Regions from separate parts of the Homo sapiens genome. Here region 1 is linked to region 2. The links are chromatin contacts, found by Hi-C or POLR2A ChIA-PET in ENCODE. All regions are on one chromosome and are shown on one strand. The core of a region is the stretch at or near the end of the contact, and the rest is flanking DNA. Distances in the headings are between cores, read along the strand shown. Region 1 overlaps PDGFC (platelet derived growth factor C). Region 2 has its middle 44 kb from the start of LINC02272.

Region 1 (4,878 bases), core at 282-2,781, 350 kb after region 2:
AGCAAGTCTCTACGGTCTACACACACACTGTGGATGGTGTGCCATAGAATGCAGCTGCAAAGCAGGGATTTTCTTTCCATGTTTTTTATCTCACACACTTGTCTATAAATGAAGTCCATGGTGTGCAACCTAATGGCATTTTCCAGATGTTTCCAACAAGTGTACTAAAAAAAAAAAAAACCTCCCAGAATATTGTCTTGATCTTCAAGGCTCAAGAGGGGATGTACAGCTAAAAAAAAAAAAAAAAGGAAAAGACGAAAACCCCATATGGTGCCAAATGTTGGCAGCTATCTTCTTTCTTCCCAGACAAAACTCTTAGGTCTTGTGAAAACAACATTTCTTATAAACTGCCAAAAACAACATAGATAATTGTTGTGATGGCTCTCCTGCACCGACTGCTGCGGCCGCTTTGACTATATCCACATCGAGCTCTGGGATAAAATTAAGAGCCAATTTTAAATCTTAAGCCTGAAGGGCCACCTTTAAGAATGCCACCTCCTAGGCTTCTAAAAAAAGTCTTGGCATATTAAGGTGCTTTCCGTTACAATAGGAGAAAATGCTATTTGTATTTGCCTTCCCTGAACCCTCTGTTTAAATTAGGTTTAAGGAATTAGCACAGCATTGTTTCTAATATAGTAGTAATATAAGCTTACTATAGGAAATTTGGAAAATACTATGTATTTTAGAAAGGAAAGTACCAACACCCCCACCGCTGCCCTACAGCCTTTATAGATGAAATACTTACAACATTTTAGTGTATTTCATTCTAGTTCCTCTACATACATAGAAATATTTATGGGGGCATACATAAAAATATTTAAAATCTTATTCTCACCCTGCTTTTTCACTTAACATTAGAGTGTGAGCATTTCTCTGTGGAGGCAGCATTTTGATCATTGCCCCGTATCCCCTGAGTAATGACAGCTCTGTGTAATTCACAGCATTTCTCATGGGAGGTTTATTGCTCTACTGGCTAGCCAAGGGACCAGTGTGAAATTCACCGAGGTCCTGTGCTGCTGAAATATGAGAAAGGTGAGAAAGGATTATAGCGCAGGAGAGTGGAAGCCCAAATGTCCATCTCTGAAAACATCCAGTTCCTTGGTGATTTCTTCAAGAAAAGAGAGACTATCTCTTTTGTTAAGAACCAAAAAGAGATAAATTTACTCACCAACGGTCTCCTACTATTAAGAATTCTTTGAAAGATTCATGATTATTCTTTTAAATACTCAAAGCATTTAAATATGTGTATAATATAGAAATGAGCCATTTATTCTGAATAACAGAGAGAAGTTGAAAAGTATTTATTACCTTCTGCCTAAGGGGGTGATCTCCTTGATTAACGTGCAAAGTAATGGGGAAAAAGTCTAATGTGTACTTTTTTTTTTATTTCTTTCAGAGCATTAACCCCATTCTAGTTGGTCATTAAAAAGTAGTATGTGTGTGTGTCTCTCTCTCTTTCTCTCTCGCTCTTTCTCTCTCTCTCTCTTGCTCACACACTGTCTGTGCTGCAATATTTCTTTATAACAAACTGGCCTCAGGAAATTATTAATGAAGGGTTAAGAGGTTACACAGCAGCTAAGCCCAGAAGAATGTCTGTGCAAAGAGAGAACTACCTATTCAGAAGGGAGGAGAATTGTTTGGGGAGGACTGGTAGTTTGAAAAGGAATTTCTTCCTAGCCAAGAAATTTTCTACACTGTGCAAAGCCAAAATAAAATGAGTCATAGCACTTCACATTTCCTAAGTGTGTATTACTAGAATGACTTTTGACTTTCTATGGAAATCAAAGACTGCACAAATGAGAAAACAGAACTGTTTCCCCTTCCCCTACGTCCCCTTGAGGACATACCTGAGATGATATAGGGTCAGTCCTGGCAGAAGCTGTTAAGAATTGGGTCACATATATTTGTAACTTACAGCTTTACCTTCAGGAAAACAAGCAGTAAGCATAACAGGAAATAAAAATAGCTTCACTCAAAGGTACATAAGCAACAGCATGTCCAACAACCACCAGCACTACCTATGACATTTTTCCTAGGCTATATATGCTATCAGAAACAGTCATATGTTTTAATCAATGATTATGAAGGGGTCTCGAGTATGACACCCTAAAATATGCCTTTCTGGCATAAGGATTATTTTGAGCTGAAGACAAGTAAGAATAAACAGATTTGGGAAAAGTTCTCCGTTCTCCAGTTATCTGCCGAAAAGTAGTACATAAATTTTCCTTTTTGAAGATGACATAAATGCCCCCTTTCCCTCCATTCCAGGATGAGGAAAGTGACCCTTAGCACAGACAAACAGCTGGCGCTGGAATGAGACTGTATATGCAGACTTAACTAAAATAACCTTACTAAAATAACATTATCTGTTATGATTAGATAATAATATTAGTTTCCCCATGTTTTTTGGTCACTTTCCCAAACTTCATTGGCGCTAGAAGCTCAAATCCCCTTTCCATTGTCTAGTCACTCCTCCACAATTTATCACCATTCATTAAAACGGTATAGAAAATCCCAAGTCTAACTGCTTTTTAAGATTTTCACATCCTTACTTTGAAGCCCTTATGCACACAAAATTTAAAATATTAATAAAATTAATATGCCTTTTCTCCTGTTACTCTGTCTTTTGTCAGTTTAATTTGTAGTTTAACTTCTAAACCTAAGAGGTAGAAGAAAAGTTCTTTTTTTTTCCTCTCCACTATAGTTCAATAAGCAATTTGAAAGCAGTGTTAAATCAGAAAAAAAATCTATTTATACCCACAAATACACAGAACTTCCAAATGTTTATAATTGTTGAATTGCTAAATGACTACAAATTTATGAAATAAATAAGAAAAAAATTCTAGAAATTGGCAAAAAGAGCAAAAGTAAAATGACAATTGATATAACAGACAAAATCAGCAGTTCACATTTTTCTTCATGTAAAAATTCACTTATTGAATCTTTCAATTTCAGAGTAACTACCAAGCCCTGATCTAGGCGCTATGGATATGACAGTTTATAACCTAAACAAGGAGAAAGGAAAATATATACTTCTCTTTCACCTCACTGTATTTTTATCTCCAGAGGTAGATGCTTCTTACACCCTTCTCTTCATTCACTAAACAAATAATGTTAAGAGTACCTACTGCCTGCCAGGCAAGGTTCTAGATCCTGAAGATAAAGCAGTAGGAGAAAATAAATAAACCTCCAATAACAACAACTAAAATTTCAGGCTTCATGTATCTTACATTCCAGTGACTTAATAAAACAACGCTCGTGATCACAACAGTGTTTAAATTTATTCAATCAGATTTCATTGTGAGGCTTCATTCTCTCTATAATCAATGCAGGCAAATAGTTTAAAGAAAATTCATAATATACATGTTCCTGTATTTATATATAATTGCTTGTAAATATGCCAGGATCAATTTTTTTAATTTTTGAAACCATTATTGACCATATAAGTTGTGATTGTGGAGTTTTAATATTTTTGTTTCTTACTGAATGGTCTGTTGGCAAAGGCAGGTCTCCCCTTTGAGACTGACGCATGGGGCAGAAATTAACCAGGATTTCTGAGTGGTTTCATTTTCAAGGTCACAATATAAATTTATCAAACACAATTCAAATGGTGTATGACAATGAAAAGAGGGCATCCTCTGTCTCTCTTCCAGAGCCAGTCTTAATTTTGTGATACTATTCTGGACAGAGAAAGGTCCTTCTTAATTTAGCTAAAATCTGAGCCTGAATATCCACTCTACCTTATAGAAAAAAAAAAAAAAACAAAAAACCCTCGTTTTCTTTGAAAGACTTCATTGCACAAGGGATCAAGTTAAGTCTTTCCTAAACTCACAGATACAATCAGCCTCCAATATGCTCCACATACACAAACTCTGAGCCATTTCAAGCATAAATTTTAGAAGTAAAGAAAGTTCCAGTGAATGCCTAAATAGATAGGAAAAAAGAGTATTCTTCTTCCAAGAACACTTTTCTGATTCAAACTTTCTTCCCCAAAATTAGGGCAGTGACAACCATTAGTCATATTAGCTTATTTGGGATATAAACTGTTTTAATATGTACACTAAAACAAAACAAAATGTGTCCTCTTTATAGCATAAGACACAATATATTTAGGCAAAGGAATGCATCTGCTGGATTTTAAAATACTAGTGTTTCAAATAATCAAAACTGTATTTCTAGACCTTTTGCTACATACCTGATTCTACCAATATCCTCTTTGTGCTTAAAGAAGTCATGAAACAGTCAGAAACAAAGAATTTCAAGTCACAAACTAATGATGGAATTAACCTAAATTATAGATTAGCTATTACACACTGGCATTCAATGATACTGCCAAGTTTCTTCAAAATGTAATACTTATTTGTTGTTATTAAACCGCTGGGGTAAATGGCAACATTTATCACTACGTAGAAAATCAAACAGAAATCATTAAGAACATTTTAATGAAAGTGTGGAGTTTTTTTGTTACTCACTGAAATTATTGGCAGCACTGAAACAAAATCTATTAATGTTTTAAGATATGAACTATGCTTTAACCTGGTATCTACTGCAGTACAAAGAGCTAAGTCACACACAAAACGTGAAAATCAATTTTGGCAACTAGACTAAAATGTAAATACCACAGGCCAATTCTCCCCAATGCCTAAGATATTTCCTGATAAATGAGATTCCTAGCACTAAACATTTAACAAATTGATCTACTAATGGACTGCAAAAGCCAGTAACCTTCCTCAACCTTCTAGTAACACCAAGTAAATTTCCTTGGTATTGTTTACTAATCTGTACAGGATTTAAACACCCTAAGTAATCTGTTTTTATTTTTCCAGCACCAAAATTAGACATAAACAGATCAGTGAAAAATTTGTGATCATTTTCAAA
Region 2 (4,561 bases), core at 613-3,112:
GCTTCTTGCCAAAATACTACACTCCAAACTCCCACAGTACTCCCTTCTGCAATGAATTCTAATTTGTTTCAAAAATAAATCTAGTGCTTACATGGGGGGAAAAAAAAACTCCTCTCTGCTCAATGATATTGAGGTGCAGAATCAAAATGAGGTTCAAAAAATAATAGTCCAGAAGATAAAATCTTTGGTAATTTGAATCTTATTGTAGTAAATATCTTCTGGGTAAAGGTTTTTTTTTCTTTTTTTAAGTTTCCTATTGAATGACTTCTCCAGGAGTCTGCCACAGAGTATATAGGCAACAACTACCTCATTTCTAGGTCAGCAGAGATTCTCTGCATATACAGAGAAAGTCGGCATCCAAGTCCCAGCATCTGTCTGTCATTAGGCAGACCTGTGCTTAAAGCCACAAAGAGAGTAAATGATTTTCATCGTCAAAACCTAAAATAATCTAGAAGCAGCCTAATGAAAATCAGTCAGCTGTGCTGATTATTTTAATGTGCTTTTGGTGTAATTTTTATGGGAAATAAATGTATTAGAAGAAATCCTGAAAGTATTTTTGTAGGAAGTTGCTTATATTGTCTATTAATATGAGGATGAGGAAGAAGTGGAAAAAGGGGAACATTAGCAATTGCTCAAGAGGGTAATGCAAACTTTACAGCAATAAATTATAACCAATTTTACATTGTTTATGATTAGGAAGGCAAATAACCAAAAACAATGGACTCTTCTCTTAGAGAACAGGATAGACTTTATCGAGTGAGTTGAAATGCATTACAGAGTTCTGCTATCCAATAAAACATACTACACCAACTGGCAGGGCACAGGAAATGCTCCCAATCCAAGCTTGTCTTCAGTTAAAGGAATTTGACTTTAAGCCGCAAGCGTACATTATTTTTATAAAGGGTCTTAAAGAAATGGGATTAGTGATAAGACAGTCTGGTTTGCATCTGCATAGGATCTTCTTGTCCAGGTAAAGTGGACCATATGGAAGAATGCTCTGGAACTCCTTAGACATTGAATTTCTCAGTTAAATACAAAGAATTTATTTTAGCTAATTAATTTAACCTCTTACTTTGTTATATTTTCATAAAGCTAATTTTAAAAAATCCTAGAAACTAACCTGATGTTATTGTCACCTATTATTTTGCCCACTATAATGCATAATGGACTGGCCAGTATACTTTTAGCAGCAATAAAATGAGCTGAAAAAAAACCTATAAAATATATGGAGTGGAACATTGTTCCCTACAAGGACAAATGATGGCTATTACATTTTCCAAAAACTACTACTGTTGAATAACTCTTTGCAAAGTCGATTTTGGACCATCTCAGAAATGGTGCCTTTCCTTCTTTTCAACAGTAGGTAAGAATGATGCCTTAGGTTTCCCAGAAGGACTAGCTGGAGTAGAATGCATCCAAATAGCAAAGTTACTTGCCAAAACATTGAAAGACTTCTGCTTGCAAAATGGGACTTTGCATGCGCTGTTTACTCTCTTTCCATGTGAATGGAGTTTCCAATCCAAGAAGTCCATTTGGATGCAACAAGTCACTAAAGAATAAAATCAGCGAGGTTGGTCTAAACATGTTTGTCTATTGCATCTGATTGCAAATTATGTTTGCTTTATTTCATTGTATTCACTGTTCATATTGAGATTGCTTAAAGTCCAAATCTACAATACATTTGGAAGATTCCTAGACTTCTTTCACATTTTCCGTGTTAGCAAATGTTCCCTTTACCACACTCTTTCACACACACACCTGTAAGTGTAACTGCTCTTAAAATTGGAAAAGCTGAAAGAAAACAACTCCTTTTAGAAATGACCCAGGTCAGGAGGCTCCTGGTTTTTATTGCCACTTCAAAGCCAAACCAGATAAACTGGCTTAAGGTACTACTTTGGCATTGAACAGAATTCAATACAGCTGTCTGAGTAGCAGAAGCTTTGAGGTCATAGTAATTTTGCTTGAAAGGCTCACCCCTCCTCCATATATGGCCGAGTTGCTGTGCTTCCTGTTCTTTTGTGCCAAGAATTCCTCTCCTGTCCCCTGACCCAGCAGACTCAAGACTTCTAATTGTGCTGATAATTTCATTCCTCATCTTTTCAGAAAGTCATGTGAGAGATTTAGCTCTGGTACTTAATTTAAACTGTTTATATTTCCTTTACAGTATGCTCCAACCAGCAGCGCGGACCGCAAGTGGAGCCCGGCAATTGGAAAGTTGCAAATGCCTGGATGCTACGTTTTGCATCTTCTTTAGATATCCTTGACTCATACATCCTGTCTGGGCTAATGTTGTTTTCTGCTTGCAGTGTGTCTGGAGTCTCAACAAGTGCCCAAGCCACCCTCAAAGGGTCACTCCTTGTTTCAAGAGCACTTGTGCTTGCCTTGACCTCTCTGTCGCTCTCTGATTCCACTTAGGAAGCTGCTTAGTTCCATTTTTCAACTGAAAAATTATCCTCTGCTTCAGGCCACTCTGTCATACTGTTTTGTGTAGTGTTTTAAAGCTAATTTGAACTAGGCAATGTCTTAGCCTTAGATATAGACAGATAATTTTCCAGATCAGACAAGCTATAGTAAAGCTTCAAAGGGAAAACTTTTATTCCTAAAGAGAATAGAAAACTCATCTGTGTTATTCATATTGTATTTAAGAAATGACCCAAGTTGAAAATAAATGTGACATGTGAAACTGAATATCCACTAATATTTCTGGTAGCTTCTGCAATTATGTCTAAAGTTTTCCATTTTACTGTTGAGCTTTTATAATAAATACAGGGACCAAGAATCATCTTCTGACAATGAAGCAAGGGATCAGTTCAATTGAGACTATTAGGCAGAAGGGGGAAACTGGAAGAAATATATTAATCTTTTTCTTCTGAATGTCTACAATGTAATGCCAGATTAAAACAAAACCAAATAAAACAAAAAAAGAAGCAGATGAACTTAAGAAGAAAGGTTATAAATACCCAAATGTTTAGGTACCATTATCATTACTTGTTCTTACATTTTAAACTGGTTATTTCTACAAACTATTTGGTGCACGTTTAAACTATTATCTTGAATTTTCAAGCAAAATTCCTCATATGAACATTATGTACCAATAATTGATATTTTAATTGATCTAAGATTAAATATAAGTTAAAGATATTGATGGCTTCCAATTTTTGTCTTATTTTTAAGAAAGTTGGGTCCATATGAACAGTCTTCTCAGTAACCAAAACTTGACATAAACTAAATATTTGCAAAGTTTCTAAAATTCAAAAGCATCATTGTTTGTTTTGTCTGGATTTTTTCTCAATTTTCCATGGGCTCCAGCACTTCCTGTCTCAACTTGTGACCAGAAAAGAAACTACCAAAATGAAGCAGGAAAGGTTGTTTCTATTTTGCAGTTGAATATGCCAGCCAGGAATCAGGGGGTATTAGCAATTTCATAGATTGTCCCAACTGGAAAACACAGATGTTGTCAAATGTTACACATGTAATAACTACATCCTTTGAAGTTTGGTCATAAGCAGTATTCAAGAGAGAGAAAGAGAGAAGGAAAGAAGGAAAGAAGGGAACGAAGGAAAGAACAAAGGAAAGAAGGAAGGAAGGAAGGAAGGAAGGAAGGAAGGAAGGATATCAACATTCTAGAAGTAGAGCTGATGCACCCTGTGATAGGAGAAGTATACAGGGCAAGTTGATATGCCAAAACAGTGCGTAGGATTCCCTCACCTCATTGCCATGTGTTGAAGTTGGTTCACATAACACAGGGTTGTTCAAATGCTAGCTGATATTATATAATAAATCTATTCTTCAGCTACCAAATACAGCCTAATTTAATCATTTAATTATCTGCATTTAACTATGCAAAGATATTTCACCAACAAATAATTTTCTCTTAAAATGTCAAATATTTAAGTATTTACTGTCAGGCCTCAGAGCCCAAGCTAAGCCATCGTATCCCCTGTGACTTGCACGTATATGCCCAGATGGCCTGAAGTAACTGAAGAATCACAAAAGAAGTGAATGTGCCCTGCCCCGCCTTAACTGATGACATTCCACCACAAAAGAAGTGTAAATGGCTGGTCCCTGACTTAAGTGATGACATTACCTTCTGGAAGTCCTTTTCCTGGCTCATCCTGGCACAAAAAGCACCCCCACTGAGCACCTTGCGACCCCCACTCCTGCCCGCCAGAGAACAAACCCCCTTTGACTATAATTTCCCTTTACCTACCCAAATCCTATAAAACGGCCCCACCCTTATCTCCCTTAGCTGACTCTCTTTTCAGACTCAGCCCGCCTGCACCCAGGTGAAATAAACAGCCATGTTGCTCACACAAAGCCTGTTTGGTGGTCTCTTCACAAGGACGCGCAGGAAATTTGGTGCCGTGACTCGGATCAGGGGACCTCCCTTGGGAGATCAATCCCATCCTCCTGTTCTTTGCTCCATAAGAAAGATCCACCTACGACCTCAGGTCCTCAGACCCACCAGCCCAAGGAACATCTCACCAATTTTAAATCAGGTAAGCGGCCTCTTCTTACTCTCTTCTCCAACCTCTCTCTGTCCCTCAACCACTTTCTTCTT

The links. Hi-C counts contacts between places; a loop is a spot of excess contacts on that map. ChIA-PET counts read pairs that join two places held with the same protein, here RNA polymerase II (POLR2A). Pooled maps may share reads with other maps.
Region 1: a map of endothelial cell of umbilical vein shows a loop between it and region 2 (3-fold over the local background). The contact joins two enhancer-like sites. A Hi-C loop is called at or near these places in 1 of 168 maps with a recorded cell type or tissue (endothelial cell of umbilical vein) and 1 of 50 pooled maps. POLR2A ChIA-PET finds 5 or more read pairs at or near these places in 1 of 52 experiments (activated CD4-positive, alpha-beta T cell).

The regions. Positions count from the first base shown.
Region 1 is chr4:156,947,985-156,952,862 of GRCh38, forward strand. The region is part of intron 1 of PDGFC (platelet derived growth factor C); the gene reads right to left. Among named protein-coding and RNA genes, the nearest start is that of PDGFC, 21 kb to the right of the region's middle. Within about 2 kb of position 1,532, at least 5 of the 41 ENCODE cell types and tissues checked have a DNase peak (open chromatin) inside an H3K27ac peak, as active enhancers do; they include endothelial cell of umbilical vein, where a contact is called at or near this core.
Region 2 is chr4:156,596,294-156,600,854 of GRCh38, forward strand. No RefSeq gene overlaps it. Among named protein-coding and RNA genes, the nearest start is that of LINC02272, 44 kb to the right of the region's middle. RefSeq lists enhancers at 1,922-3,121, 3,766-4,501. Within about 2 kb of position 1,863, at least 3 of the 41 ENCODE cell types and tissues checked have a DNase peak (open chromatin) inside an H3K27ac peak, as active enhancers do; they include endothelial cell of umbilical vein, where a contact is called at or near this core.